3 separate regions of the Homo sapiens genome follow, and all the other regions are linked to region 2. A link is a loop called in an ENCODE intact Hi-C map of the cell type or tissue named here. Cell type or tissue: Caco-2. All regions are shown on one strand. Links, peaks and the distances in the headings refer to the core of each region. The heading gives the core; the rest is flanking DNA.

Region 1 (10,292 bases), core at 2,548-7,547, 63 kb before region 2:
TGTGGGTGTGAGCGTGTGTGTGTGGGTGTGTGTGTGAGCATGTCAACGCGTGGGTGTGAGCGTGTGAGTGTGGGTGTGAGCGTGTGGACGTGTGTGGGTGTGAACGCGTGTGAGTGTGTGGGTTTGAACGTGTGTGTGGGTGTGAGCGTGTGAACGTGTGCGGGTGTGAGCGTGTGTGTGTATGTGGGTGTGAGTGTGTGAGCGTGAGTGTGAGAGTGTGTGTGAGTGTGTCGCTCTCTGAGGGAAGCACACAGCGCCGTGGTAGAAGCTCTGAAGTAAACACTTCGTTCTTCAGTTGATTCCCCTCCACGGGGACCCTGTTGCCTACTGGGACTGTATTGTAGCCGGGGGATGCGGGATTCAGACCCGGCCAGGAAGGCCTGACTCTCCGCACTGGGTGGGGCCGGCCTGGAGGCTGCAGAGGGGAGCCGCGGGCAGGCACGGGGCGGCCGCTGGCCGTGAAGTGATGTGCTGGTTGACGCTGTGGGCATGTAGGGGCTGTCAGGGGAGCGGTGACAGAACCAGGGCCAGGCGGGAACTGGAATCTCCAGGGATCTTGCTTTGCCTGTGAGTGGGGAAAGAAGGGCTGTGGGGAGAAGCACCGCAGGACTAGGCTGGGGGGACTGGAGCCCGGAGGTAACCCTGAGGCTGGCTTGTGACTTCATCTCCAGGGCAGACGCAGCCTGGGATGTGTGTGGGGAGTCCCTGGCCTGCTTGGAAAGGGAAGCCCTTCCTCCCCAAAGCTGAGCCTTCCCAGAAGGGGTGCTCCGGCTCTGCTGTGGGGAAGACTCTGCCCTCCGCAGCTGCCCTCAGATGTCACTGGGGGAGGGTATCCCTAATAACTGTTGTGTAAAGTGTAAGAAGCTCAGGGCACTGACTCAGGTGTGCAAGAAAAATCACTTTTTTTTTTTTTTTTGAGATGGAGTCTTACTCTGTTGCCTAGGCTGGAGTGCAGTGGCACAATCTCAGCTCACTGTAACCTCCGCCTCCTGGGTTCAAGTGATCCTCCTGCCTCAGCCTCTCAAGTAGCTGGAATTACAAGTGTGCACCACCACACCCAGCTAATTTTTGTATTTTTAGTAGAGACGAGCTTTCACTATGTTGGCCAGGCTGGTCTCAAACTCCTGACCTCAAGTGATCTGCCCGCTTCGGCCTCCCAAAGTGCTGGGATTGCAGGTGTAAGCCACCGCCTCCCACCACTTGTTTTTAACCACTCAGCAGTGTTTCTGACATCAAGACCTTGGCTGAACTGGCAGAGAAAAAGTAGCTTCCAATTTTCCTGGTGAACTTCCTACCCTGCTCAGGGTCCTGTCACAGCGGCAGAGACCTCTGAGGGACCAGAGCAGCAAGTAGGGGCCAGGAGGGCCCCCATCATGGGTGCACACAGGAACTTCTGACACGTCCACACTCCAGTCCTTAAAGCCCACAAGATCCTTCCATGGCGCGCTCAGGGCAGGAGACCCTGGGTGAGCCACTAGTGGGCCCCCTTTTGAGAGGCCCCAGCACGGTTCCTCCCTGGGGCCTAGGCTTTCTCTTGGCAGGCTGCTGTGAGTAGAGGCAGGAATCTCTGCTCTCAGGATGCCCAAGGCTGGCTCTCCTTTTTTCTCCAAGACAAAGGATTTTGGAGGACAAAAGTTAAGAAGACCCATCGGTGTTTTTTGTTTGTTTGTTTAGTTTTTTTGTTTTTTTTTTTTGTTTGTTTTTTACTGTGTCTCACTCTGTTGCCAGGCTGGAGTGCAGTGGCATGATCTCGGCTTACTGTGACCTCTGCCTCCCGGGTTCAAGCGATTCCCCTGCCTCAGCCTCCCGAATAGCTGGGACTACAGGTGCACACCACCATGTCGGGCTAACTTTTTGTATTTTAGTAGAGACGAGGTTTCACCATGTTGGCCAGGATGGTCTCTATCTCCTGACCTCGTGATCCGCTCGCCTCGGTCTCCCAAAGTGCTGGGATGACAGGCATGAGCCACCGTGCCCGGCACCCACAGGTGTTTTTACCTAACACCTGCCTCGCCTAAGGCAAGTACTGCCTGTTTGAATGGGCCGTGGTTTAAGGAAAAGGGGGAAATAGAGAAAAAAGAAAAAAAAAAACAGATGAAGAGCTCAAAGAACGATCAGGCATGTACGCATGCATGAACATTATTAATGTGGGAGTGGTTGTAGATTCCTCCCCATTCATCCTGCTTCCTTCTCCAGAGATAAGGATTTTTACTGGAGAGGGGACTGGTCTTTGTCTCAGGGCAGAGAGGCGTGGTAGGTCCCTCCTGCTGCAGCCCAGTGGGGCAAAGGGAACCAGGGGCTCTTGGACCCAGGCTCTAGGGACTTGGCCCGAGGCTCCCAGGCTTACCCTGGGAGCATTACCATCCCAGGGAGATGGGGGTGAAGGAGAGTGTGGGGATATTCTGGAAGTGATGTACATCACTGCTGACCGTGTCATTGGCCAGACTTGTCACCTACCCTCCTCACCTCCCTCCCCCGATGCAGAGGAGGTGGAGAAAGGGATGGATGTTGGCAGACCGTCCCTTCTTCTCCTTCCCGTGATCATCACATCAAATCACCATCATGTCTTCTCTGGACACCACGATTCCCTACGAACGATGTCCCAGCATCTCCCACCCCTCCTCCATACGGTCCTCCATATAGAAGCCAGGGGAGTTAAAACAATGAGAGCAACACATATCTAATCTTTCAACTTCTGTAGGATAAAGCCCACGCCTCTTTCCATGACTCATGCAGCCTGGCCCCTGTTACCTTTCCAGTCCCCTTTCTCACCATCTCCTGCCATGGGCTCTGCTCTGGCCAAATCAAACCTCTTCCAGGTCCTCAAATGCATTGTGCTCATCCTTTGCACTTGCTGTTCCCTCTGTGGGGCACGCTTTCCCCTTCTCTTGGCCAGGCTGATGCCATGTCATCCGTCAATGCTCGGATGGCTTTATTTCTCAGAGCAGCCCCTCCTGACCCCTCCACTAGCCTACAAGCCCCGACTCTTTGTGCCGTCAGTAGGCAGCAGTTCCCACCGAAGCAGCCGTCCCTGTGTGTTGCTGTCATTGTCTTTTCTTTTTTTGGAGACAAGGTCTCGCTCTGACGCCCAGGCGGGAGTGCAGTGGCATGATCTCAGCTCATGGCAACCTCCGCCTCCCAGGTTCAAGCGATTCTTCTGCCTCAGTCTCCCAGGTAGCTGGGACTACAGGTGTCCACCACCACGCCCAGCTAATTTTTGTGTTTTTAGTAGAGATGGGGTTTCACCATGTTGGCCAGGCTGGTCTCGAACTCCTAACCTCAGGTGATCCACCCACCTCGGGCTCCCAAAGTGCTGGGATTACAGGCATAAGCTACCACACCTGGCCTGTTGTCATTGTTTAATTATCAGTCTCTCTGCCTGGGATATGAGCATGGCGGGGAGGGACGAGACTGTCCTCATCATTCACCATTGTATCCTTGGTGCCACATCATCCCTGGCACATAGTAGGTACTCTGGCGATGTTTGTTGAGTGAACAAGTGAATATACTTGTAGATTCAGCCATTCCCTAGCAACCCCAGTTAAGCCCCCTGCCTGGGGTCAACCCAGACCATCACTGCTCTCCTCTCCCCATCTAGGTGCTCAGGGTGGGCTGGCCAGGTGTGCAGGGCCCCTTTCTCAGGCTGCCCTGCACATCCCGTGTTTCTCTGGATGCTGCATGTGTCACAACAGCTCTGCCACCTGCAGGCTGTGTGGCCTTGGGCAAGGCACACTCCCTCTCTGAGCCATGGCTTCTTTATTGACTCTTAGATTCAGTTCTGCAGAACCCTGGTGCTCTGAGGAGGTCTCCATGAGCAGGGTAAGGGGAGGCTGGATGGCTGGATAGTCCCTCCGCTTCAACCAGAGTGGCTTTGCTTTGATGTGTTTCTTATGCTGGGGTCAAATATAAGATTCTGTTTGGAAAGGGCTCTGCTGAAAATAGTAGTGACTATATCTCTAAGCTAGAAGATGAAGCGGGTCTCAAAGCTTAGCTTCAGGAGTTTCCCTGAAGGAGTGTGAAACCCATCTCCATCAATTCCTAGCTAAGTGACCTTGGGCAAATTACCGACCCTCTCTGTGCCTTAGTAACCTTATCCACGAAATGAGGCAATAATGTTGGCCGCCTCGTGGCATTGCAAAGATAAGGTCAAGTAATGCATGCCAAGCACTTGGAACACCTCCTAGGCAGAGGGCAGGAGGGCCCCTGGGATGAGTGAGGCATGGAGGTTGTTGCCATTCAAGCCAGGCCGACTCAGGCTGGCTCCCACAGGACGGCGCGTAGGTGCAGGTGTGAAGTGGTCTTTCAGCACATTTTCATGGAAAGAAGCCTTTCCTTTCAGATTCCTGAAAACCTCAGAGCTAAGGACTTTTCAGCGGGAAAGTCAGGGAGGGCAGTTTCCATAAGTGCACCTCACACTGATGCTGGCGTCTGACAGCTTCCCCCATAACACTGGACCGAAGGTGGGCGGGGCGCGGGCCAGCTCTGTGGGTTTGCTCTGGGCGGTTTGAAGACAGCAGTCACCAGGCCAGGGCCTCTGTGACCCCTCCCTCCTGCCTGCTCCCTGCGGTGCCCCCACTCTTTCTGATTCTCCCTGGGGCCTGGGAGACAGTGGGACACCCTGGGATGCCTGAAACTGCAGGTTGAGAGGCAGCCAGGGAGTGGGGTCCTCTGGGAGGAGCCTCAGGCAGGTTTCTGGGCCCCCTGTAACCGGCTGAATCAGAATTTCAGGGAGTGCAGTCTGGGAATCTGCTTTTTAAAAAGCTTCCCAGGGTCATGTGCAGTGACTCATTCCTGTAATCCCAGTACTTTGGGAGGCTGAGGCAGGAGGATTGCTTGAGGCCAGGAGTTCAAAGTTACAGTGCACTATGATTGTACCACTGCACTTCAGCCTGGGTGGCAGAGCAAGACTCTGTCTCAAAAACAACCAAAAAGCAACCTTCCATGGTGTATATTCAAGCTATGGAGCCACAGATCTCATCTCATGAACCTCCTGAACTTTCCTAATGGGGAGACCGAGGCACAGAGGGGAAGGGACTTAGCCAGAGCCACAGGGCTGCCGACTGGCAAAACCAATTCCCGTGATGCCCAGCTGAGGCTTTCTCCCTCCCTGGGCCACACTTGCTGTAATGTGGAATTTTCCATAGGGACACAGATCCAATTTTATACTAGGAGCTCTCAGAAACCAGTATTCTCTGCCAGAATTCCCTGCCATCACCCACTTTAGTGGAAAGCTGGTATTCTACAGAGTAAGGGGTGTCTGCTATGTCCCCCACTCCCACCACACCATTCACAGGTCCTCAGAGCCTCTCTGTGTTATTTTTCCTGCCCAGCGGGGGTCAACAGGTATCTGGCAGGGCCTGCTCACCAACAGATGTCCCTGTAGACCTGTCATAAGGCAGGCTGCCGGGAGCACACTGGACACAGAGGGGAGGTGGGGAGAAGCTGCCTGGGAGCCAGTGAGACCAGGCAGGCACTGACTGCTTAGCGGGGGCAGGCGTTTCTCCACCGAGAGAGTTGCAGATGCCAAACAGACTCTGCAGCTCCGAGCTCTCCAATCTGCCTCAGCGGGGTCTTCCGTGCCCTGCATCTCCCCTGGCTGGGGCTTGGAAGCTCAGCCCGGAAGGTTCTTCTTGCCTGAGTGAGTCAAGTCCAGAGAAAGTGTCCGTGGTTGCCTGTGGAAAGAGGAAGCACTTTCTGGCTATTTCCTTTAATAACAACAAGAGTAGCGATGACGTTGAGCCCATTTATTGAGCCTCATGATGTGCCAGGCCCTGTGCCACACAGGTAGAAGGTCACACATAGGATCCCTGCTGCTGCTGTTGTTAATAGTCATGGCCAATGTTATTACTGAATCCTTCTCTGTACCAGGAGCCAGGCACCGGGCCCAGCACTGTCTATAATTTCCTTTCATGAACAGGTTCTACATTATCATCATCTGCAATTGTTTCCATGTTGTGGATGAAGAAAATGAGGCTTGGAGAGAGAAAGTAAATTGTCCAAGGTCACACAAAGGCATCCACAGGCATTGGCCCTAGAGCCTGGGCCTCCCTACTTGAGAACTAAGCCCTTAACCACAGTGGTTGAGCGGTTATGCTGCCTCTCAAGGTTATCTCCTGCCTAAGAGATATTTCTTTCTAGCAGATGTGTGGTGGTTCGCTTTCCTCTGCAATCCGTTTTAGCTCTCTTTGCCCCAAGGATCTGGTTCTCGCTCCGACTCTGCAGAGCCTAGAGCTCCATAGACGCCAGCCCCGGGCTCTCTTTGCTGGAGGTGGCATGGCAGCTCCATTTGCTGTCTTTGTGAAATAAATCATGTCAGTCATGTGACAGCGCACTGTCCCTCATCATAGCCTAGCTTTCCATTCTGATCCACAACTTGGTACCTCAATGTGAAGACTGTGGTCTGGAATGACAAGATTCCAGAATACAGCCATGAGTCACTTAGCCATGGGGACACGTTCTGAGAAATGCATTGTTAGGTGATTTCATCACTGTGTGAACATCAGAGTGCACTTACACAAACCTGGATGGGTAGCCCGCAACACAGCTAGGCTAGATGGTACAGCTGATTGCTCCCACACCACAAGCCTGTATGGCAGGAAGTGCTGAGTAGCAGAGGCAATTGGAATAGAATGGTATTTGCGTATCTAAATGTATCTAATCATAGAAAAGGTGGCACATTGCACTATGATGATATGATGGCTATGAATGACATCACTAGATGAGAAAAATTTTTCAGCTCCCTTATAATCTTTTATTTTTGTTATTTTTCTTTTCTTTCTTTCTTTCTTTCTTTCCCTCCCTCCCTCCCTCCCTCCCTCCCTCCCTCCCTCCCTCCCTTCCTTCCTTCCTTCCTTCCTTCCTTCCTTTCTTTCAAAAAATAAAAGCATACAGACAACCTCTTGCTATGTTGCCCAGGCTGTAGTCAAACTCCTCGCTTCAAGCAATCCTCCTGCTTTGGCCTCCCAAGTCCCAACCATGTTAGCCAGGCTGGTATCGAACTCCTGGCCTGAAGTGATCTGGCCACCTCAGCTTCCCAAAGTGCCAGGACTATAGGTGTGAGCCACCACACCCAGCCTCCATTATAATCCTATAGGACCACCATGGAATATATGGTCCCACACTGTCCAAAACATCATCATGCAGCCCATGAAATTAAACTGTTTCAAGGAGAAAAGCAAAGAACACAAATGAAAGATGGGTGAGGAGGAATCAATTGTGTGAACACTCAAGAGATGAAGACGCTGAGGTCCCAGTAGACCACCGGCTGTCAGCAGCGGAATATGATAGCAGATTTGTTAAGGTAAGCACCACAAAACAGTGCTGCATCCCAGGTGTAGAATGGGCTGAGAACATCTGACACTTTGCCTCCTCTTTTTTGATGTCATAATCACTGTTGTATTATTCTCCACAAGCATCCAGGAGGGAGATTAGTTTGGGCCCCTATCCTCTTAGTTTTATTAGCTCTGTAGAAAGTATGGCTGGCCAGGTGCAGTGGCTTATGCCTGTAATCCTGGCATTTTGGGAGGCCAAGGTGGGCGGATCGCTTGAGGCCAGGTGTTCCATACCAGCCTGGTTAACATGTGTAATCCTGTCTCTACCAAAAATACAAAAATTAGCCAGGCATAGTGGTGCATGCCTGTAATCCCAGCTACTCTGGAGGCTGAGGCAGGAGAATCACTTGAACTTGGGAGGTGGAGGTTGCAATGAGCCGAGATCGTGCCACTGCACTCCAGCCTGGGCGGAAGAGCGAGACTCTGTCTCAAAAAAAAAAAAAAAAAAAAAAAAAGTATGGCCAAGGCTGGTATTTTCTATACTCCTGTCTTCCTTAGCTTCCTTAGCAACACAAAAGCTATAGTGTTGGGTGTCAATGGGCTTTTTATAATATCACATTTCCTAGCCTTTCAGAAATAGGCCTATAAGATGTAAGCAAAGGTTATTGAGTATGGTTTCTGGGAAAGCTCTCCAAAGGAGGCTAAGCTGAGAGGCATGTCCTTTTGCCTTGCCCCTTCCTACTCTCTGCTGCCTGAAATGTGGATGTGATGTCTGGAGCTGCAGTAGCCATTTTGGGATCATGAGGTAGCCCCAAGGATGGGAGCCTCATGTTAATGATGGCAGAGAGCAAGATAGAATGAGCCTGGGTCACTGATGGCTGTGGACCTGCTGTATCAACCCTGGGCTGGCTAACTCTAGACTTCTTTTCACATGAGAGCAAAATTTAACCTCTCCCTTATTATAGCCACTGTTATTTTGATTCTCTGTAGCTTGTAGCCAGGTGCAATTCTTAACCGATAGCAAAGCTTTTGAGCACACCTGATGCCTCACTTCCCATCTCTATTCATGAATAAAGGGAAGTTTGACATGGATATAGCAGGGTGTCCCTGAGGCATCTGTACTGGGAACAGAGCCTGCTTTTTGTGGGCCTGGGGGCCTTGTGTTGGCTTGGTCCTGTTTGCAGGAACGGGCATGCCCGCTGGTTTTATCTCTCAGAACTGGAGGAGGAGAATGAAGTCGTTTGGTGCAGAGGTGCCCTGGGAGGGGAAGGGGCAGCAAGAATGGTGGAGGTGGATGCTGCGAAGTGACGGCTGGGCTGGGGCCTGGGGATCTGTTTCTGGGAGTGGTAGCAAACTTCTGGGCTCAGGCAGTGTCCCTTCTGGCCTGGGTGACAAAGAACAGTGCAGCTATGGGACAGCACAAAGTCGTGTGTTTCTGCCCCAACCCTAGCCTAACCTTGACTCTCTAGGACTGGCAGCCTGGGAACACTGGAGGCCAGCAGAAGCAGGGGATGCAGAGAGGATGGGGCCAGGTGGAAGCCAGGTGTGGGCTTGGACCTGAGCATGTGGGAGACACTCAACATGCCCTGGAATCCCCAGGGGTGGCAGGTGCTGAGGTGGGCTGTGCTCTGTGGGTGTGCAGCCGGGCACTAAGAATCTTGGTAATTTAGCTGGAGAGCTTGTTTGTGCCCCGGGTAGCCGAGCTGGACATGCAGGTTGCAGAGGGAGTTGGAAGCTGATGGACTTAATGAACATCGTAAATCCCACGGCACTCCCGCATCGTGCCTCCCTGTTGCCTGGTGGAGACTTACCTCTTCAGAAAGCTGGTTTCAGCAATCGCTCCATAAACATCCTTGAAGTTCATGGCCCTCTTTGCTGTCTCGGAGCTCACGCTGCACTTTCTCAGTCTGTTCCATGTTTGCTGATTGAATCAGCAATTCAGCCATTTGGATTAAAAGGCATACACAATTTTTTTTTTTTGAAAGCAAAAACATCTTCTGTTGAAGCAGCTCTGCCTGACCTACCATTTGCCAAAGGAGATGTTCTCAGAAACGTGTTGTTGCCAATGCTCAGAATAAAGATCTGAAAGCCTGTAGCAAGGATCAGAAGCCTCATGGCCAACATCTCTGCATTTATAAAGCATGATTTCTCCTGTGAGTTTGGTGAGGAGATATTTTAACCCTCATTTTGCAGATGGAGAAGGTACGGGGAGGTCTTGCATGTGATGATGAGGCCAGTCATTGGTGGAGACTCCAGGTGTCTTTTTATGTCATCTCACCATCCCTTAGACTGTTAGCTTCAAGGGAAGATGGGCTCATTATTAGCCCAAATATTGACTTACATAGAATAAAAGTGGTAGCTGATATTTGAGCATGGACTCTGAGCCTGGCCCAGGACCAAGTGGCTTTGATCTGTGATTTTGTGTAGTGTGTGTAGCTTACCCAGCTCCTGTTCCTCCCACTTGTGCTTTCTGGTCCCTCCAAGCTTGCTCTAGGTCAGTTGCTGGAATGCACGGGATGCTGGGATAGATGCTCACCCATTTCTGCTGGTCACAGATGAGGAAGCACCTAGCCCTAATGGCAGCTGGCAGCCAGCCTGTCACCCCAAGGACACCATACCTCAGGGTCCAGCTGAGGCTATGGATGACAGAGGAGAGAGGGAAGAGGTCAAGTCCTGAGGACACAGCTGAGCTGCTGGATCGAACCAACCCTGAAGTCCACCCTACTGCTGAACTGTCCTTTAGCCAGGCTGCATCTCCATTTATCATTTTATTTCTTGGCACCTTCCAGAGCCAAGAGAGAGAATCTTCATGTCCAAGGGTCAGCATGCAGCTCATAGAGGGGCCGGAAATCACAGCTGTGTCTGTGCTACTTCTTCCCATCTTCAGGTGCCATGAGTGAATCAGGAAAAGATATTGGTACTGTATTAGTCTGTTCTCATACTGTTAATAAAGACATACCTGAGACTCTGTAATTTACAAAGGAAAAAGGTTTAATTGACTCACAGTTCCCAGAGCTGGGG
Region 2 (10,292 bases), core at 2,254-7,253:
CTTGGGAGGACCGTTTGTACTCTCAGGTCTTGGCTGTAGGAGCAGAAGTCCAGTGGCAAAAGCTATACGGACCCCAAAGAAGCCATGACCCCAATGCCCGTATCAGATGTGGCCTAGTTGGTTGATGCAGAAAGAGCCAGTGGGGCGCAGAGAGCGAAGAAAAGTTCTGCTTAGAGAGGAAGATCAGGCCCCAGTCAAGGAGTGGGTCCTTTATGTGGGAGGAAGAGCCAAATGGATATGTGCTTACCAGAGGGGAACTGTGGACAGCGCTCAGTGTCCACTAAACCTGACCCATTTTCTTTCTTTCTTTCTTTCTTTCTTTCTTTCTTTCTTTCTTTCTTTCTTTCTTTCTTTCTTTCTCTTTCTTTTTCTTTCTTTCTCTTTCTTTTTCTTTCTTTCTTTCTTTTCTTTTCTTTCTTTCTTTCTTTCTTTCTTTCCTTCCTTCCTTCCTTCCTTCTTTGCTCCCTTCCTCCCTCCCTCCCTTCCTTCCTCACTCCCTCTCTTCCTTCCTTCCTTCCTTCCTTCCTTCCTTCCTTCCTTCCTTCCTTCCTTCCTTCCTTTCTTCTCTTTCTTCTCTTGTTTTTGTTTTTTTTGAGATAGGGTCTCACTCTGTCGCCTAGGCTGGAGTGCAGTGGCATGATCTTGGTTCACTACGGCCTCGACCTCCTGGGCTCAAGCCATCCTCCCACCTCAGCTGGGCTTGAAAGGGAATCGCTATTTCTGGCACAGCCGGGAACCTGGGGACTCAGCCCACCACCGTCCCAGAGGCTGGCCCAGGGCCACACCATCCCTGCTGGACGCAGGGGTCAGAATGCAGCTGCCACAACCGTGGGCTCCAGGACTGCATGGCTTAACCCAGCAGATGAAGCTGGATGCTGCCTCTGCCACCTGAGTGGCTGGGACTACAGGTGCACTCCATCATGCCTGGCTAATCTTTTGATTTTTTTTTTTAATAGAGATGGGGTCTTGCTGTGTTTCCCAAGCTGGTCTTGAACCCCTGGGTTCAAGTGATCCTCCTGTCTCAGTCACCCACAATGTTGGGATTACAGGTGTGAGCCACCTTGCCTGGCTAAATCTGGTTCATTTTCTTCCTGACACACAAACTACAGTTCCCAGCTTCTCCTGCAGCTGGCTAGGTCCCTGTGGCCATGTGACCTGTTCTAGCCAATCAAATGTGGGCAGAAGGAACATGTGCTCCTTCCGTGGCATTCCTATGTGCTGTGATCTGGAAGGCCACATGTTGAGGATGGCAGGGCTCCACGATGGAGGGATCTCAGGTTTCAAAGTCACTGCAATGCCAGAGAACTGCATGGGAGAAGCACCCAACCAAGGACATTCATATTCAACTTGCATGAGCAAGAGATAAACTTGTGTTAAACTACAGGTTTGGAGCATGCTTGTTACGGCAGCTAACCTATGCTGACTAATACAGAAGTCTTTCCTGGAAGCCCCCTGGCAGACCTGCCTAGCCAGCTCATTGATGGCAACTGGGTGCATGCTCCCCACTGAGTCACTGGTGGGTGGGATTGGTATCCAAACCATATCAAGGTTTGCCAGCAGGAAGAAGGTGGGAACTGATTCCGGGTAAGCAACCACAAGCAGCTGCCATATTAGTGAGGCTGAACAGCTTTTTATATATTATTGGCTAATTCCACACTTGTTTTGTCAATTGCCTCTTCATGTCCTTTGCCTGTTTGTCTGCCATGTTTGGGGTATCCATTGACTTCTGCTATGGAAGCAGAAGACGCCAGGGGCCCACTTTCCCAGCCTCCCTTGCAGGCTGCAGGCTTATGATTGAGGATCTGTCATTCAGAGGCTCTTGCCTCAGGAATGGGATTAAAAGCTAATGGCCAGAGGTAGCAGAAGCCGTGCAGACTTGATTCCAGAGAGAGTGAAAGCAATGGCAGCTGATCCGTGGCAGTGCGCAGGACCCAGTAAAAAGGTAGCCATGGTGTCTTTACTTGACCAGCTGGAGCACAGTTTCTGTTCCTGTCTGGGAGGCCTGCAAGCCTGGTTCTCCAGCCCACCCAGAAAGTCTGTGGTGGTACTTGATACTCATCCCTTTTCTGCTTAAATCAGCTAAGGTCAGTTTCTGTTGCTTGCGAGAAAAAACTATCATATTAACCCTCCATCTGTATTATCTGTTACAAATCTTTTTTCCAGTTGTCAGTAGTCTTTCAACCATACATATATATATATGTGTGTGTGTGTGTGTGTGTGTGTGTGTGTATAGTTGTATAGTTATATATATTATATATATAATATATAATAGCTTTCTCAGAGAGAAGTTTGAGATTCTCATGCAGCCGCATAGATCAACCATTTAGTTTCTGGTTTTCAGGTCAGGTTTATTTATTTATTTTTATTTATTTATTTATTTTGAGACAGAGTCTTGCTTTTTCGCCTAGGCTGGAGTGCAGTGGTACAATCACAGCTCACTGCCTCCTGGGTTGAAGTGATTCTCCTGCCTCAGCCTCCTGAGTAGGTGGGATTACAGACGACCACCACTACATCTGGCTAATTTTTGTATTTTTAATAGAGATGGGGTTTCACCACGTTGGTTGGCCAGGCTGGTCTCGACTTATGACCTCAAGTGATCCGCCCACCTTGGCCTTCCAAAGTACCCAGCCTCAGGTCATGTTTAAAAAGGCTTTCCTTAATCCAAGATTATAAATATATTTAATTAAGTTAAAAAACTTAAGTTGTTATTGGATTCAAATATTAATATTTAAATATTTTGTTTAAACGTATACAAAATTAAAAAATTCAAACACTACTACTAGGCTTAAAATTATATAAATAAAAAAGAGTTCTCTGCTCCATTTCTCTGATTCCCAAAACTCCCTCATTAGGGGCACCCACTTTCAGTTTTTGAGTAGATGTTTCATCTTTTTCTTTCTTTCTTCTTTTTTTTTTCGAGATGGAGTTTTGCTTTTGTTGCCCAGGATGGAGTGCAATGGTGCGATCTTGGCTCACTGCAACCTCCGCCTGCCGAGTTCAGGTGATTCTCCTGCCTCAGCCTCCTGAGTAGCTGGGACTACAGGCATACACCACCACGCCCGGCTAATTTTTGTATTTTTAGTAGAGATGGAATTTCACCATGTTGGTCAGACTGGTCTTGAATTCCCAACCTCAGGTGATCCACCTGCCCCGGCCTCCCAAAGTGCTGGGATAACAGGCGTGAGCCACTGCGCCCGGCCTCATCTTTTTCTTAAACCTTCATTTCTAAGTGAAATGGCTTCTACTCTTAATTCCTGATTTTCTTCACTTTCTGATCTCGGATTTGAGATCTCACTTGCTACCATGAAAAATGAGACTTTATTTTCTTACCATCCACACTTCTATTATCTGTCACTGCTCAGCCTCTTTTAAATCTATGGGCCCCCTCTGTCTTTTCTTTTCATTTCTTTTCTTTTCTTTTCAGATGGAGTCTTGCTCACTGCAACCTCTGCCTCCCGGGTTCAAGCGATTCTCCTGCCTCAGCCTCCGGAGCAGCTGGGATTACAGGTGCACACCACCACATCTGGCTAATTTTTGTATTTTTAGTACAGAAGGGGTTTCACCATGTTGGCCAGGCAGGTCTGGAACTCCTGACCTCAAGTGATCTGCCCACCTCAGCCTCCCAAAATGCTGGGATTACAGGCGCGAGCCACTGCACCCCGCCCGTTTTTTTCTTTTCTTTATAAAAGTTGAAATACACTAGCTGTATCTAGTTTCGGGATGTGCATGATAATTGGATACATTCCTATAATCAAATCAGGGTAATTGGGATGTCCATCATCTTAAATATTTATCTTTTCCTTGTGCCAGGAACATTAGGATTATTCTTTTCTAGCAATTTTGAAGTGTACAATCGATTAATGTCACCCTACTGATCTATTGAACACCAGATGTTATTTCGTCTATGTAAGTGTGTATTTGTACCCACTCATCAACCTTTCTTCATCCCCTCCTTTCCCCCTCCCCTTCCTGGCCTCTAGTAAGCAGGTTGCTGTTGCAAATTACGTATTGAAGAAACTGGCGCTTTGTCCTATGGTTGCCTGCAGTCTGGATTTTGCTGGTCACGTCCCCTTAGCTTTGTTGAGCAGGCTCCCCAGTCCCTGTATTTCTTGTAATTTGATAGTTGGCAAACTTTTTCCATAAAGAGCCAGCGAGTAAATATTTTGGGCTTTGTGGGCTATAACAGTCTCTGTGGCAATTCCTCAACTCTGCTGTCACAGCGAGGCCGCAGCCAGAGACAACATGTAAACAGCGGAGCAGGGCTCCGTTCCCACAGCGCGGGATCTGGGTCCCAGTTTGCACAGCCCTGAGTCGAGGGTGGATCCAATCCAGGTCTGATACAGCATTTCAATGGTGATGCCGCAGCCTTCCACACTGAGGCACTTAACACCCCATTGTTCCCAATTGCATTTTAACTGAAAAAATACAAAAAGAGATCAAAACTGAAAGTGCAGTTTCCTCATGGTCCCACCACATTTTGGAGAAGTGTATAAATGGAGAAGTGAAAGCTCCATCTTCTGCCCCTTCCCCATGAGAGAGCCTCTATTCACAGCCAGGTCAGTTTCTTCCAGACTGTTAACATCCGTGTGAGTGCACATGTCTACACTGCGTGGAGCCTGCCTGCTTCCTGCCCCGCAGGCGTGTCTGCTGTGGGAAGGCTGGAGTTCTGACCTTCCCCCTCCCCCTCTGGGTGACAGGTGGCTCAGTTCTCTTCCCTGCCACGTTCAAGACCAGGTTGGGGGAGGGGGTGAATGTCACTATTCCCCTGACTGCCACTGTGGAGAGGGGAGACCCTCGCCCCTTTTCTGAATTTTTCCTTACCCCTTTCCTTGGAATAAAGCAAACACCAGACCCAAATGGATTTTAAGTGACACTTTCCCAAGAGTCTGGAGAGGGGACAGAGACTGGACGTGGTGTGTCCTGCCTGAGCCGAGTCATCTGGTTACGAGGGCAGGGGCAGGCTGGGGTGGGGCTCATGCGCCCCGGAAGCACCCTGGCTCCTCGCTCTCCCATGCCTCTCCCTTTATGTCCTCTGCTGTCCAGCGCCTGGGCCCCGGCCCTCCCTGGGACACCATCCTGCCCTGCCCGAGTCGTGGCTCTCCAGTCTCTTTCGGGGACTCGCCCCTGGCACCCACTAGATGGCGCTCCCGGCCACTCAGCTCCCCCTGCCTCGCTTGGGGTGGTGCTGGACGTCGGGAGCGCTGGCCTCTGCTCTGCTGATTTGCAGGTGGGAGTGCAGGGTGAGCCCGGCGCAGGGGATAGGAGGTGGGGGAGTCGAGAGCTGGAGTCAGGCGCCGCTCACGCTGGGATGACGGAGTGTTAACCTCAGACTCTGGGTCCCTTTGGGCCGAAGCTTTAAGAAAACAGGGGCAGCGAGCCCGGCGTCCCAAGGAGCCTTGCCAAACTGGGCATGGAGAACGGGCCTCCTGGATGGCCACCCGCCCAGCTGCCAAAGAGGCCGGAGAGCTGGAGCCGGGACTTGGAGGATCTTCTTCAGAGAGGCAGGAGGGCGGTCCGAACGTGCCCCCACCCCTGACCTCAAGCCCATGTGGAGAGGGCCAACAGAGCCTCTTGGAGAGCTGGATTTGCGTCCTCTGCAGCTTGGGGGACACGTCGTTGATGGTGACTGACACGCCCCAGAGATAGTGACATGATGATTAAGAGTGACAGCCTGAGGGAGCTGAGCGCAGCATGGCTGGTCTGGCAGCTGCTGTCGGTGTCGCGACCCCACCCCACTTCCCCGGCTCCCTGCCTCCTTCGCTGGAGAAGCATCCTCAGCCAATGGAGCCACAATACCTGGTACGTTCAGGCGACGCCCACAGCCCACGGCTAACTGTACAAAAGACTGTTCCCTCGCCTGCCTCTAGATGGCGATACCTCTGCCCCAGGGCCCCCTGCATATCTGCCAGAGCTGTATTTACCCTGGGACCACGCCTTTACCGAGTCCTTTCTCCTTCCCCGCCCCTCTGCCCTCACATCCTGGGCGGCTTGTCCCAGGATGAGCCCTCCCCTAGTAAATCCCTGTCTTGGGCTCTGTTTTCAGACAGCTGAAGGCAGGGAACAGCAGGAGGGGCCCCAGGAAGCTGGCCCCAAGGACGGGATGCTGCAGGAGGATGCCCCGCTGGCCCCTGGTGACTGGAGCCCGTTGCGGAGGCCCCTGGCACGAGGTGGCAGAGCAGCTGCTCAGGCCTCCGCCTGTGGTCACCTGGGACAGGACTCAGGTGGACGGGGATGCCCGGCTCGTTTAATATCACTGATGTTGAGAGACAGATGGGAAAATAGCCGTGAGAAGGACGTGGAGTGGGGAGGCTGTCACTGAATACTACTGACACTTAGAAGAGGGAAAATGACAAGTTCAGGGCCACGCATCACCAATTTAAAGCAAAGTCAGGATTCCTTGGCAGAATTTAACGAAATGCTTCTCTTCTATAGCCAGGGGTCAGAGGGCAGAAGACAAGGTGCAGGACTCCAGAGAAGGCCAAATTTCCAGCCCAGGGAAGTCCCTTCTCCAAAGTCAGGGCCCCAAAGGGAAGGGTGGGGTCCCTGATATCTGAGATGGACTATCTGAGGAGACACTCTTGAGACATTGAACCCCCAGATTCTCCTGTACCTCCTGGCCTGCAGAAGTGACCCATTGCCTCTGTTGGAAGACAGAGGTCCTCTTTTGCTTAAAGACCATGCAGAAACTAAGGGAAGGGACCTTACAAGATAAGGAGTTCCTCTCTCCAGCATCTGTCCCCACCTCCCCTCCTGACCACCAGGCTCAAAGCTGGATCATATCTCAGCATGACCTGACCAAGGATGTGCTTTGCATGCCAGGGACCAAGAGGGATTAACAAGCAGAGGAGTGGTGGGAGCAAGCCAGCAGGGACCAGCCGGGTCTAGAGAATGTTCCTAGATGTGGACTCTGAAGGTTCTAGATCAAGGGAGGCTGCATAGTAGCTGGAGACTGGAGAGTTAATTAGTACAGAAAGACTCCCTAACCCCTAAAAAGGCCCTGGGAAGATTCTAATATGTTGCTTGGGAGGGTTCTTTTTTTTTGAGACAGAATTTCTCTCTGTCGCCCAGGCTGGAGTACAGTGGTGCGATCTTGGCTCTGCAACCTCCACTTCCCAGGTTCAAGCGATCCTCCTGTCTCAGCCTCCCGAGTACCTGGGATTACAGGCATGCACCACCATGCCCAGATAATGTATTGTTTTTTTTTTTTTTAGTGGAGATGGGATTTTGCCATGTTGGCCAGGCTGGTCTCGAACTCTTGACCTCAAGTGATCTGTCCACCTTGGCCTCCCAAAGTGCTGGGATTACAGGTGTGAGCCACAGTGCCCAGCACTTGAGGCAGTTCTTGAAAGCTTGGAAGAAGTGATAGTGCATAGGCGATGAAGTGGAGATGTCAGAACAGCCCTGGAGGAAGGTATGCAAAGTCTCAGAGAAGTGGACACGCCAGAATGGCTCTTCTATTGTAGGTTGTACAGGAAAACAGTGTGACAAGAGTGATGCCATCTTAAAACCGCCATATGATGATGAATGTTTCACCCCCATATACCAAGCTGCTCTGCAGTAAGCTCTTTAAACAATGCCTGTACCATACATAACCCTTTGTAAAGATGCTTAGCTAACCCCCTCCCCAAGTGGCTATGAGTTTTGCATTAAAATCGGAGATATGGCCACCTGCACATGTTTTACCCTAAAAGCTTGCTACATAAAAGTACTTTCTGCAGGGCAGATGTGGGGATCTACCATTTTGTGGCAGCCCGGAACATCGCTTCTGCTCCTAAGTCCCTATTAAATATTTCTTTACAAGAAACTGGATTTGTCAGCCTCTTTCTTCAGCCTCTCAGCTCCCTCGGCCTTTGCAGGTAGATTTGCACAGACCTGTTCACCACGAAACAGGGTGGAAAACCCACCAGCTGGCCATGTTCTTTGGAAGGTTCCAGCTCTTTACCCAAATGATAAGGCCTGAGCTGTCGAGGAGACATTGGCGTTGCTGAGCAGCCCTGTGAGGGTTGCCCGGGCCTGGCAGGGGTGGGCTGCCATGGATCTGAGCTCTCCCATAGCCACAGGGACAACTGGATTCCCGAGTAGCACAGGTCAAAGGGCAGCACTTAACTGTCTGTCACAAGCAAGGGGGTGAGAGGATCAGAATGGACAGCAGGGTTGGGACAGCCGCGGGGGAGCCTGCCCTGCCCAGCCTATGGAGATGGCTCATAGGACATAGCATTTCCAGGGGGAAGGTGTCTAGGCAGCCGGCAAGGATTTTGTTCAACAAATAGAATGAAAAGCAACCAAGAATCGATGAGCAGAAGTCCAAGGCCGGATGCCCCAACAGAAAGGAATGATCCCCTGCTGTTTCCAAATCTGAACTTGTTCTCAATCTCAGAATCCATCAGTGGAAGAGGGGCAGGTCCCAAGAGGAAGGACCCCGCAGCCATACCATCCCCCAGGACTGTATCGGTTTCCTGGGGCTGCTGTAAAAACCTGCCCCAGACTGGGTGGCTTAAACAATAGAAATGCATTGTCCTGGCCAGGCACGGTGGCTCACGCCTGTAATCCAGCACTTTGGGAGGCCAAGGTGGGCGGATCACAAGGTCAGGAGATCGAGACCATCCTGGCTAACACGGTGAAACCCCGTCTCTACTAAAAATACAAAAAAAAAAAAAATTAGCCAGGCGTGGTGGTGGGCGCCTGCAGTACCAGCTACTCAGGAGGCTGAGGCAGGAGAATGGTGTGAACCTGGAAGGCAGATCTTGTGGTGAGCCAAGATCGTGCCACTGCACTCCAGCCTGGGCGACAGACCGAGGCTCTGTCTCAAAAAAAAAAAAAAAAATGCATTGTCTCCCACAGTTCTGGAGACTGGAAGTCCAAAATTGAGGCATCAGCAGGGCTGGCTCCCTCCGAGGGCCGTGAGGGGTGTCTGCGCTGCCTCTCTTCTAGCTCCCTGGCAGTCTTAGGCGCTCCCTGGTTTAGAGATGCATCACCCCGACCTCTGCCTTCATCTTCCCGTGATGTTCTGCCCATGTGCTTACTTGTCTCTGCGTCCAAATTCTCTCCTTGCCCCACCCATTTTTTGTTTTTTGAGACAGGGTCTCACTCTGTCTACACTCCAGGATGGAGTGCAGTGGCACGATCATGGCTTACTGCAGCCTCGACTTCCTGGGCTCAAGCGATCCTCCCGTCTCAGCCTGCTGAATAGCTGGACTATAGTTGTGCACCACCACGACAGCCTAATTTTAGAAATTTTTAGAGATGGGGTCTTGCTGTGTTGCCCAGGCTGGTCTCAAACTCCTGGCCTCAAGGGATCCTCCCACCTCCAATTTCCCCTTTTTATAAGGACACAGTCGTAATGAATTAGGGCCTATCCTAATAACCTCATCTTAGCTTGATCATCTGCAAAGACTCTATTTCCAAATAAGGTCTCATTCACGGTCCTGGGGATCAGGATTTCCCCAGTACCGGGGGAATGGTGGAGGCATGATCCAACACATAACAGGGAACTTAGCCATTTTCTCCAGCAGCCGTACACTGGGAAGAGGGCATGGCCAGCTCTGGTCCTGTGGGAATTGGGTGGATGGAGTTAGAAAAGCAGGGGATTTATGGAGGTAGTACCTGTGACAGGTAAAGGAGGGGGCAGGAGGGGGCTGGGGACTTTCAGGCTCTGAGGAGGGTCTGACACCTGTGAGAGGAGATGAGGAAGGAAGGAGGATTGGGTAGGAAAAGCCTTGGACTGCAGTGCAGCTTGGAGGGAGTCTGGCCAGCCCAGCAGGGGCTCTGGAACCAAGATTGCTCAAAGAGGAGTCCCACGTTGGGAAGGAATGCCAGGGTCTCCTACCCCTGCTGCAGGTAGGCACTGGCTGGGAGCTGCCTGGGGCAGCATGACCTTGGCTCAAACACTGTCACCCATTGTGGAGGCTGTCAGCTCACTGCCCTGTGGCAAGGGGGTGCTGAGTGGCATCTCCAGGGCTGCCACAAGGGGGTTTCCCAGATCTTTCAGGGACTTTTGGATATAGGGTTCAGATTGACATTGACACCCAGGGACCCAAAGGCTGTCATGTTAACCATAGAGTAAAGATGTAATAGGAACCAGGTAATAAATGGAGTCCTGGCCTAGGTCCATCTCACAATAGGCCTCCGGTGTGTCCAGAGACGTACCATGTGGTCATTCCCCCAGCTCCTGAATGTGTAAATGGAGTAGAAATTCCTGGCAGGTGGGAGAACCTTCATGTTGGTTCCTTGACCTATAGCGTGTGAGCTGTAGCGTTAGGCCCGATGGAAGCCCCTGAAACTGCCTTTCTCCT
Region 3 (10,292 bases), core at 2,174-7,173, 120 kb after region 2:
GGTGCTGCTCAGACAGGTGCGGCCAAGGTCTGCCTCGCATCTCCGTTCTGAGCAGAACGGGCTTGAGTGGCACTAAATGCAATCTCCGGTTCAGACTCAGCCGGCCTGGAGGCCACCGCAGCCCAGGGCACTCGGGCAGGGGCCGAGGGCTCTGCATCCGCCCCATGAGCACCCCCTTCACAGCGCACAGGTGAGAGCAGTGGATTGCAAAGTCTCGGCCTCCTTACTCCCTGGCCCCTTGCCCAGTGTCTTGATTCTCATAGCAGCCCTGTGAGGCATGTCCTTATGGATGCCCTTGTGTTACAGATGGGGAAACTGAGGCTCAGAGATGTCGAATCACATGCCCAGGGTCACCCAGGAAGGACAGAGCTGGGGCTCAAACCCAGGCATCTGATGCCCAAACCTGTGTTCTTTTTTATTTATTTATTAGAGACAGAGGCTCATTCTGTTGAACAGCCTGCAGTGCAGAGGCGTGATCATACCTCACTGCAGCCTTGAACTCCTGGGCTCAAGCCATCCTCCCACCTCAGCCTCCCAAGTAGCTGGGACCGCAGACACCTGGCTAATTTATTTATTTATTTATTTATTTATTTATTTATTTATTTATTTATTTAGTAGAGACTGAGGTCTCACTATGTTGCCCAGGCTGGTCTTGAACTCCTGGCCTAAAGTGATCCTCCAGCCTCAGTCTCCCAAAGTGCTGGGATTACAGGCATGAACCACCGTGCCTGGCCCCAAACCCCATGTTCTTAAACACTGAAACTGAACTGCACCCTCCCATGGCAAGGTACCTGCCACTTTTATAACAGAAGCACTCTGAGTGTACCCCTAAAAGTTCCAAGAAGGAGGAGCTGGCTGCAAGAGATCCCCTGGCGTTGTTGAACTCCCAGAAGGCAAGTACCTGCCCACATATCCACGTCCTCAGGGGCCCCTCTCCAGGCCCCGTGTGCTTCTCTCCTGTGACAGGTTTGGGAGGAAGCCGATGCTGAGCTGGTGCTGCCTGCAGTTGGCCGTGGCGGGCACCAGCACCATCTTCGCCCCAACATTCGTCATCTACTGCGGCCTGCGGTTCGTGGCCGCTTTTGGGATGGCCGGCATCTTTCTGAGTTCACTGACACTGAGTGAGTCCCCGGCTCAGCGCGCTCCTGCCATGGGGGCGGGGGTGGCAGGAGAGAATGGGGCTCAGGCCGCCGCATGAGGCCTCACCTGCACGTGTCTGCATCCTTCAGTGGTGGAGTGGACCACGACCAGCAGGAGGGCGGTCACCATGACGGTGGTGGGATGTGCCTTCAGCGCAGGCCAGGCGGCGCTGGGCGGCCTGGCCTTTGCCCTGCGGGACTGGAGGACTCTCCAGCTGGCAGCATCAGTGCCCTTCTTTGCCATCTCCCTGATATCCTGGTCAGTATGATGTGGGACCTTTTCCTTAGGAGACCCAGGGTGGGAGGGGGACTCTTCACTTTCACCTCTCTGGCTGGCAGTAGGTCCAGAGACCTGGAGTGCCACAGAAGGGCCATGGCATGAGCGGCACCCTCGCTAGGGAGGGACATTGGTGATTGGCAGTCCTGGGCTAAGTGTTGCAGCCCGAGGTCCGTGGCTCCCATCCAGCCCAGACAGGCCAAGATGGGCTGGCACAGCATTGGCTCAAATGGTGATTTAAAAAATACATTTGTAACTAGTTGCTAACATTTAAAAATCAGAAGATTTTCAAAAACAAACAAAAACAGTATTTTTTACCTTCTTTGGAAAAACTGGAAGATCCAGGGGCACTGGGCTGAACTTCGGCCACAGTGGAAGCGGCCGCTCTCCCGGTCCCCAAGGCCCCACTGCCGCTGTCCCCTGGGCTGAGGCTGTGAGCATCGTCCTTCCTCAATACTTGCACCAGCCCCCACCCACCAGCTTCACTCCTTCACATACAGTGCGGACCAACATTGGATATGAAAATAGATTGTTGTCACTACAATTTTAGGGGCCGCAAAAATCCCTAAGGTCTGGAAATCCCTCCTTGGGTTGGCACTGAGGAAGGAGACACAGACAGGTGCAGAGGGTCTTAGGTGCTGGGGACACACAAGTGAACAAAACAGGCAAAAACCAGTGGCCCCGTGGAGCTTACGTTTCATACACAGATCAATAAGTGAAGAGGAAGGCCATCCCATAATTACAATAATTAGGCCATCCCCGCCACGCTGATCAGGTGTGTACCAGGTGCAGTTTATAACACTAGGTGCGTATTAACACACCTTCTAATAAGTAAGATGATGCGATTACCACCATTTTCAAATGAAGGACCGAGACCTAGAAAGGTTAGGTCACTCACCCAAGGTCACACACAGCCGGTGAATGCCAGAGGCAGGATTTGAACCTAGGCAGGCTAACTCTTCACCACTACGTCAGACTGCCTCCAGAAGTCCTTCTTAGCTTCCCTGCAAACAGGGCTGAGAGCCGGTGGGTTGGGCAGATCCTGTGCCTTCCACCAGGAAAGTGTTTCTCCTGGCCCACCTGCCCCTGAGGTTGGGGAGAAATAGACTGGTTTTATAAAATCACCTGGTTCTGCCTGGGGATATTTTAAATGTGCTAAAAAAAAAAAAAAAAAAAAAAAAAAAAGGCCGGGCACAGTGGCTCAAGCCTGTAATCCCAGCACTTTGGAGGCTGAGGCAGGTGGATCACAAGGTCAGAAGATCAAGACCATCCTGGCTAACATGGTGAAACCCCATCTCTACTAAAAATACAAAAAAATTAGCCATGGTGGTGCACACCTGTAGACCCTGCTACTCAGGAGGCTGAGGCAGGAGAATCACTTGAACCTGGGAGGTGGAGGTTGCAGTGAGCCAAGATCGCACCACTACACTCCAGCCTGGGTGACAGAGTGAGACTCCATCTCAAAAAAAAAACAAAAAAACCCAGCACCAAGTGACCTTTCTATCCTAGAAATAGCCCCAGAATCACTGGTGAAGCAGCCAACTCTAGGGACACCCATGCCCAGGCCACCTGTGCCCTGGCTGTGTGCAGGGCTCAGGTGGGCAGGCCCCGGGCAGCCAGGCGAGCCAGATGGAGGTGGCTCGCTTGGGAAGGTGGGCGGCCAGGCATTGGGACTCAGCTTTATTCTGAAACCGCTGGGGACTGCCAGGCTCCTGGCTGGGCAGCAGCGGCACAGAAGCATGTGCTTCCTCATCACTCATCTCAGCTGGAGGGTCCGTGCCCACTGCCCCTTTCCACCCCGCCCCGGGGGAGAGCCCAGCGTGCACTCCCAGCTACACACCTGCCTCCTTACAGGTGGCTGCCAGAATCCGCCCGGTGGCTGATTATTAAGGGCAAACCAGACCAAGCACTTCAGGAGCTCAGAAAGGTGGCCAGGATAAATGGCCACAAGGAGGCCAAGAACCTGACCATAGAGGTGAGATGCTGCTGTCTGCGAGACTTGACCTGGGACAGGACGTGCACTGAGGGATCATCCGTGTGGCCTCCAACAGCACCACCCACTCCAGCACCACCTCCACCAGCACCACCACCAGCATCTCCACAGACACCACCAACACCTCCATCACCACCTCCACACAGACACCACCACCACCACCACCAATCCCGATACCATCACCAACAGCACCACCACTGTCCACACCCACCATCACCTTCACTGCCATCACTCCATCACCACCAGCACCACCAATACCATCACTAACCCCACAGCCACCATCTCTGCAAAACATCTCCACCACCTTCACCACCATCGTCACCATCGGTAACAGCACCATCATTATCAACAGCACCCACACCGTCACCTCCATCACCCACCACCTCCACCTGCATGTAGCACGCACCCACCTCATGGGGGTTCTCGATGTGTCTGGGGAAACAGAATGTGTTTATTTGAAGGTAGCTGCTTTCAGGAAACAGGCGCTGCCAGAGATTAGAGTGAAGATGGGGTCGGAGGATAAGGGAAGGCTTCCAGAAGGAGGCAAGCTAGAGCTGAGAGGACCAGGGCTGAGTCAAACCTGCAGAAGAGCCAGGGCCTGGAGAGAACCTTTTCTGCCCCATCCCCTCCCCTTCCCCTAGGGATCCAGCTTCCAGAGGCCGAGGCCCAGGACAGGCTCCCCGTCACTCTGGCCACTTGGACACTGTTCTCTGGCACAGGGGGTGGGGCAGGGCCATTGCCCTACCATTCACGGTGCCCCCATTCTCCCCGGAAGGTGCTGATGTCCAGCGTGAAGGAGGAGGTGGCCTCTGCAAAGGAGCCGCGGTCGGTGCTGGACCTGTTCTGCGTGCCCGTGCTCCGCTGGAGGAGCTGCGCCATGCTGGTGGTGAAGTACGCCGTCCTGGTGTCCCTCCCCAAGGCAGGGCTGGGACAGGCAGGAGGCAGAGCTGGGACAGGCAGGAGGCAGAGCGTCCAGGGGAAACAGCACCCGCAGGCCTCAAGGGGGTGCATTTCTGTCTGGGACAGGACGCAGACAGCCCCAGCAGGCAGGAGTCCTGGCAGGCAGCAGAGAGGGACTATGCACAGGTGGGATCTGGAGGCTGCCATCTGCAGGAAGCCAGAGGAAAAGGCAGCTCTAGGCTGGGGGTCCCAGGGTCCCAGGGAGGTCCCAAGACAGAGGCAGAGCCAGGGTCCCTAGAGCCAGGGGACCAGCCACGGCCGAGGAGTACCACTGTGTGTCATCGTTAGAGACTTACCACTTTCCTAGAGACCATGGCCATGCTCCTAGAGGGTGAACCTGCATTCGCTGACCCCTCCATGCAACCCCACTTCACTGATGGGGAAAGAGGATCCCAGAGGGGTAAGGAACAAGCCCAAAATAATAGAGCCTGCATTGGAACCGGGCTGAGCTAACACTTGGCTTACCGGCACTGTCACTGCCAGGGCCCGCGCGACCAGACCCTGGCCCTCCCCGGGACCCAAGGTCATCTGGGCCCAGGAAAAGGCCCTTAAAACAAATTCAGTTCCGGTGACATCCAAAAGAGCATATTAAAAAGCAAGGACCAGTCAGGCGCGGTGGCTCAAGCCTGTAATCCCTCACTTTGGGAGGCTGAGGCAGGAGGATCGCTTGAGCCCAGGAGTTCAAGACCAGCCTGGGTAACATAGTAAGACCCTCTCATCGCTACTAAAAATCAAAAAATGAGGCAGGAGGATCACTGGAGCCCAGGAGATAGAGGCTGCACTGAGCTGAGATTGTGCTACTGCACTCCAGCCTGGGCGACAGGGCAAGATTCCGTCAAAGGAAAAAAAAAAAAACCTAAGGACCTGGTTTGATTGGGACTTTTATCTTGAAATAAAACTGAAGTTTAGGAAAACGTTTCTTTTATGCTATATTTAACCACATATGGGTTATGATGGCAAATACTTGCTACATCTTAGAACAAAGATAGATCAAATGCCTTTTTTAAAAAACTTCAATTTTTTTCTGATAAATCAGAAGGAGTGCTCTCACTGCAAACACCCGGGACCAGTTTTTTTTTTTAAAAAAAAAAAAAACCTTCCAGGATTCCTCAGTTCTCCCAGGGGCCGGCTCTGCAACCTTTGTTATTCAAATCAGAGGCTTTGAAGCTGGTGACCTTGTGGGTTTTCCTGTCTTGTTAACCCAGTTGTTATCTGTCCAAGGCTCCAGTGTCGGCCGCTTTGAGCACCAGCCCAGTGACTCTCACGTCACTCACATAAACTTCATGAAACACCGCGGCTTGTGCGATTTTACTCTGATGTTGTTGGGCTGGTGTTGTCCGATGTTTATTGGGTGATGCAATCAGGTGACGCCTAAGGGGAGGGCTGGGAGGAGCATCTGGGTTAAGCAGGGAGAGCACAGATTTTAAACGTGGCCGAGAAGAATTTTACCTTGCAGCCAGTTGTGGATCCAAATCCCATCTCCAAACCATGAGAATTTAAATACCGTAAATTCAGCTACTCGTGAGCCAGTGGGGTGGGGGAGTGGGCAGAAAGCAGACCCTGAGATGGAGAAGGGAAGGCAAGGGGAGATGCAGCCACAGCCTGGGCCCAGCCCAGCCCCTGGGAGCGTGGGAGCTGGGGCCTTTCTGGGTGGTCCCTCTGCCCCATGAACCAGTCACAGGCTGCTCTCCCCAGAGAAGGGGCAGCACTCCCAGGGGCTGGGGGACAGGCTCTCCATCCTGAATGTGGTCTGGGCAATGCAGCCCAGGGTCTCCCGAGAGGCCCTGTCCTGCCATGATTCCCATCTTCCAAGAGAAAGGCACAGTGTGACTGGTTATCAGAATCAAAGCCAGAGAGGGCTAGTCCGGAAGTGAGGGGCAGCTCAGAGGCCCCCGAGGGCAGACTTGGTCCCAGCCAGAGAGGCAACGCCCCAGCGCATCGCTGCCCCTGACACAAAGCCTGTGTGTGAAGGGATGGTGGAGCCACCCTGCCTGCCCTTTCCTGGAAGAGCCTGACGCTGGGGTTGTGTCCTGAGTTTGGCAGGCTTCTGGGATCGCTGGCCGAGACAAGCCCAGGATTGTCCTCCGGGGTTGGCCATGTCCTCCCAGGCAGCTCCTGGTGGGAGGTGCTGTTGCTGTTGGGGTGCCCTCTCCCCGGCAGGGCAGGGACCTGACTTCCAGCCTTGCCCGCAGTTTCTCTCTATTGATCTCCTACTATGGGCTGGTCTTCGACCTGCAGAGCCTGGGCCGTGACATCTTCCTCCTCCAGGCCCTCTTCGGGGCCGTGGACTTCCTGGGCCGGGCCACCACTGCCCTCTTGCTCAGTTTCCTTGGCCGCCGCACCATCCAGGCGGGTTCCCAGGCCATGGCCGGCCTCGCCATTCTAGCCAACATGCTGGTGCCGCAAGGTGAGGCAGGCGGACTGGGCGGTGGGACCGGGCCCTGCTTCCCCGCCCACCCCACTGCTCTGAGCGTGGGGCCACATCCCCTCCCTGGCCCCAGGAGCTGCCTCCCTGTTTTCTTTCTGAATGAGGGAGGCTATGAGGACCTGGAATCCCTCTCTGTGTCTCCTTTTATTGCTGAGGGTGGGAGACTGGGGGAAAGGGACAGGGCGGCACGTCGTGCGGTGGCGGCAGAGCCGGGAGGAAGGCAGGAGGCTGCCTTGCGGCTGGCAGAAGGCCTGAGCGGGGACGGAGGCGGCCGGGGCCCTGCAGGCTGCAGCGAGAGCCCAAGCTCTGAGCGCGAGCAGCTGCGAGGAAACTGACAACGGCGAGCACCTCCCAGCAGTTCAGGCACCTCCACGGAGCAACGCGTTGGGGAGGCCAGGCCTGCGGCCAAAAGGGGGCCCGGACCTCCGCCTCCAGGCCAGGGCTTCTGCCATCCCCACACAGGCAGGCTGGCGGGCAGCAGGAAGGCTGCTGTGGACCGGGCCCGGCGCTCTCTCCGTCATAGCAAGAGGCATCTCGGGACCCTAGGAGCCGCGGTGGGGGGCATTCTTTCAGTGCAGCCTCCACGGCCGGCCAGGCTCAGCTACCCTAGACCTGGCTGGGTTTCTGCCTGTGCCCCTCGGGCCCCTGCCGCGATATCGCATCCTATGCTCTGTCCCCCAACCCCAGCCCTGGGCAGCCCCGCACCAAGCCAGCAGGGCCGGGGACTTGTAGGGAGCCCAGGGTCCCCTCTGCTCCAGGCTGGCTGGCCGCACACTGACTAGCCCCTGGGTACCCTCCAGGGCAAACCCCACTCTCACCCCCTTCCTGTACCCAGATTTGCAGACCCTGCGTGTGGTCTTTGCTGTGCTGGGAAAGGGATGTTTTGGGATAAGCCTAACCTGCCTCACCATCTACAAGGCTGAACTCTTTCCAACGCCAGTGCGGTAAGCTGGGCTGCAGGCCATGCCCCAGGGCCAGCAGGGCCGTCCTGAGAGGGCGGTGGGAAGGGAAAGAAGGGTCTGGCAGCCAGGGAAATGCAGCCAGGGCCGCTCAGGGTCCCCCCCAGGACAGCTCTTCCCCTTGAGAGTCTCGACCCAGACAGAAGCAGTACAGTAGAGCCCTGGGGACATCTGGGCCTGTGTTTTCACACCATTTTGAGCCACAGAGTCATCTGTCCAGATGGAATCTTATAAGAATCCTGATTAGGAGACCAAGAGCTGCCCTGGTAGCAGTGGGGACCCTCAACTCACTTCCCACCACTCCTTCCCTGCCCCAAGAGAGCCCCAAGTCACCTCCTTGGAGCCCAAGGGCATCATAAAACACAAATGGAAAACCAGTGGTCTAGAGTCTAGGCCACCCCCACATTTGATATTTGGGTAAACTGAGGCTCGGGGTGAAGGACTGGCTCAGCAGAAGGGTAGGACTGGACTCCAGCTCTCCAGACTTTTAGCCCAATGTTCTTTCCACCACTCACTCATTTCTCCATATTTTAATTTGTTGTTTGGACAAGCATTTATTGATTTTGTTGATATCGTATGGAAAGCCTGAGTTGGGAGCTCAGTGGCCTAGCAGGAGTATGGAGAAGCCCTTAAGTTGCCCAAGAGTGGGGAAAATGAGGTGGGCCCTAGAGATTTCCCCTGAAACACTAGATGCAAAAATCTGGGTGGGCTCCGTGGAGGAGGTGGCATTAGAGGAGGCCTTGAGGAGGGCAATTCCCTCAGCCCAGCTTTCCTTCCCCTGGCATCTGTGAGCCCAGGATGTCTTCCTGCCACAGGGCCAGCTGTTACAGGGATCTGGGCCCTCCCCTTCACCCACAGGATGACAGCAGATGGCATTCTGCATACAGTGGGCCGGCTGGGGGCTATGATGGGTCCCCTGATCCTGATGAGCCGCCAAGCCCTGCCCCTGCTGCCTCCTCTCCTCTATGGCGTTATCTCCATTGCTTCCAGCCTGGTTGTGCTGTTCTTCCTCCCGGAGACCCAGGGACTTCCGCTCCCTGACACTATCCAGGACCTGGAGAGCCAGTGAGTGACCTGTGATCCCTGGGCATCGGGCTGGGCTTCCTCCTGGGCCAAGATGGAGACAGGCCTGGGCTGCCCAGGGCAAAGGCTCAAGAGTACCAAGGCCTGTGTTTCTGAAACCATTTAATCTTTCCAACAATCCTGCCAGAAATGTATTATTACTATCCCCATACTATTACTAGGGTCAGAGAAAGAAAGTGACTTATCCAAAGTCTCATGGGTAGAAAGTGATCATACCTCATGCAGGAAAATGTAATGGTTGAAAGCCCAGGCTTGGCAGCCAGGTTGCCTGGGCCCACGTTCCCCACCTGCCTGGGCAAGTGACTTAACCTCTCTCACCAAAACTGACAAAGGGAGATACAGATAGTCTCAACTGTCCTAGTGCAATTTTCCCACAAAGAATTTCAGGCCCAGACAGATCAACAGGTGAGTTCTTTCAAACCCTCAGAGAACAGATGGTGCCATCTCACACCCATTCTTTGACAGGGAGAAATGAGGGAGCACTCCCTGGCTGCATTTTATAGCCAGAACCACTTCTGTGGGCTTTAGCCTCCTCCTTTGTAAGATGGTGTTTAGAAAAAACAAACAAAACCCAGCCTGGCTCACAGAGTTGTTTTCAAGTTTAAGGGAAGTATTATTTTAAAGCACCTGGGAAAATGCCAGGCCTGCAGCAAGCACTCTGGACATGTGGTTATTGTGTCCTGGGTGACTGTTCACAGGGCCGCCTCAATTCTGATGGTGACCGAGGTCACAATGATAGTAATAATACTGAGTTCTTATTGTTTTATGTCACCTTATTTAATCGATACAACAACCACATGAGGTGCTATTACAGTCCAATTCCTTTGCCAAGGAAACTGAGATGCAGCAGGGTTATATAACTTGCCTAAGGACACCTGCAGAGACCCGGAGAAGCTGGGACTTCATTTTTTCTTTAATTTAATTGATTTTTGTTGTGTACCTACTATGTTTCAGGCACTGTCCCGCTTGGGTACACAGAAGGGAGTAAAAGCCTAATGCCATAGAGTTTACCCCCCAATAAGACTTGACCGCCATTTTGCCCCAAGCTCCGAGTACATACCCACTTCACCACATGGCACTGCTTTTCTTTGGATTATTCTAGGAAATCAACAGCAGCCCAGGGCAACCGGCAAGAGGCCGTCACTGTGGAAAGTACCTCGCTCTAGAAATTGTGCCTGCATGGAGCCCCTTTAGTCAAAGACTCCTGGAAAGGAGTTGCCTCTTCTCCAATCAGAGCGTGGAGGCGAGTTGGGCGACTTCAAGGGCCTGGCATGGCAGAGGCCAGGCAGCCGTGGCCGAGTGGACAGCGTGGCCGTCTGCTGTGGCTGAAGGCAGCTTCCACAGCTCACTCCTCTTCTCCCTGCCCTGATCAGATTCCCCACCTTACCCGGGCCCTACAGGAGCCTGTGCAGATGGCCATGCCCAACCAATAACGAGACGGTTCCCCTCCCTT

What was found. Hi-C counts contacts between places; a loop is a spot of excess contacts. Peaks named below come from ENCODE experiments on the same cell type or tissue, not always from the same donor. Only the 100,000 strongest peaks of a DNase experiment are listed, where the experiment ranks them.
Region 1: a loop joins it to region 2, with 4 times the contacts of the local background. A loop is called at or near these places in 5 of 110 quality-filtered maps.
Region 3: a loop joins it to region 2, with 4 times the contacts of the local background. A loop is called at or near these places in 4 of 110 quality-filtered maps.

Annotation. Positions count from the first base shown.
Region 1 is chr11:64,380,066-64,390,357 of GRCh38, forward strand. LOC124902688 (a long non-coding RNA gene) reads left to right here and starts at 7,042. Exons shown (of 2, transcript XR_007062718.1): 1 at 7,042-7,300; 2 at 10,061-10,248. In Caco-2, for the core only: a CTCF peak has its summit at 5,359 (motif pointing right); DNase peaks (open chromatin) are centred at 5,386 and 6,446.
Region 2 is chr11:64,443,854-64,454,145 of GRCh38, forward strand. LINC02724 (long intergenic non-protein coding RNA 2724) reads left to right here and starts at 5,204. Exons shown (of 2, transcript NR_073177.1): 1 at 5,204-5,799; 2 at 6,044-7,804. RefSeq lists an enhancer at 5,543-5,792, a cis regulatory region at 5,682-5,951 and a silencer at 5,729-5,924. In Caco-2, for the core only: CTCF peaks have their summits at 5,128 (motif pointing right) and 5,873 (motif pointing right); DNase peaks (open chromatin) are centred at 4,656, 5,148 and 5,858; H3K4me3 peaks cover 1,225 bases.
Region 3 is chr11:64,561,038-64,571,329 of GRCh38, forward strand. SLC22A11 (solute carrier family 22 member 11) reads left to right here. Exons shown (of 10, transcript NM_018484.4): 3 at 967-1,121; 4 at 1,230-1,398; 5 at 3,271-3,391; 6 at 4,185-4,300; 7 at 6,562-6,776; 8 at 7,633-7,741; 9 at 8,615-8,821; 10 at 9,942-10,292. The coding sequence ends at 10,005. Among named protein-coding and RNA genes, the nearest start is that of SLC22A11, 10 kb to the left of the region's middle. RefSeq lists enhancers at 3,777-4,746, 10,267-10,292. In Caco-2, for the core only: CTCF peaks have their summits at 4,401 and 4,604; DNase peaks (open chromatin) are centred at 4,434 and 5,644; H3K4me3 peaks cover 213 bases.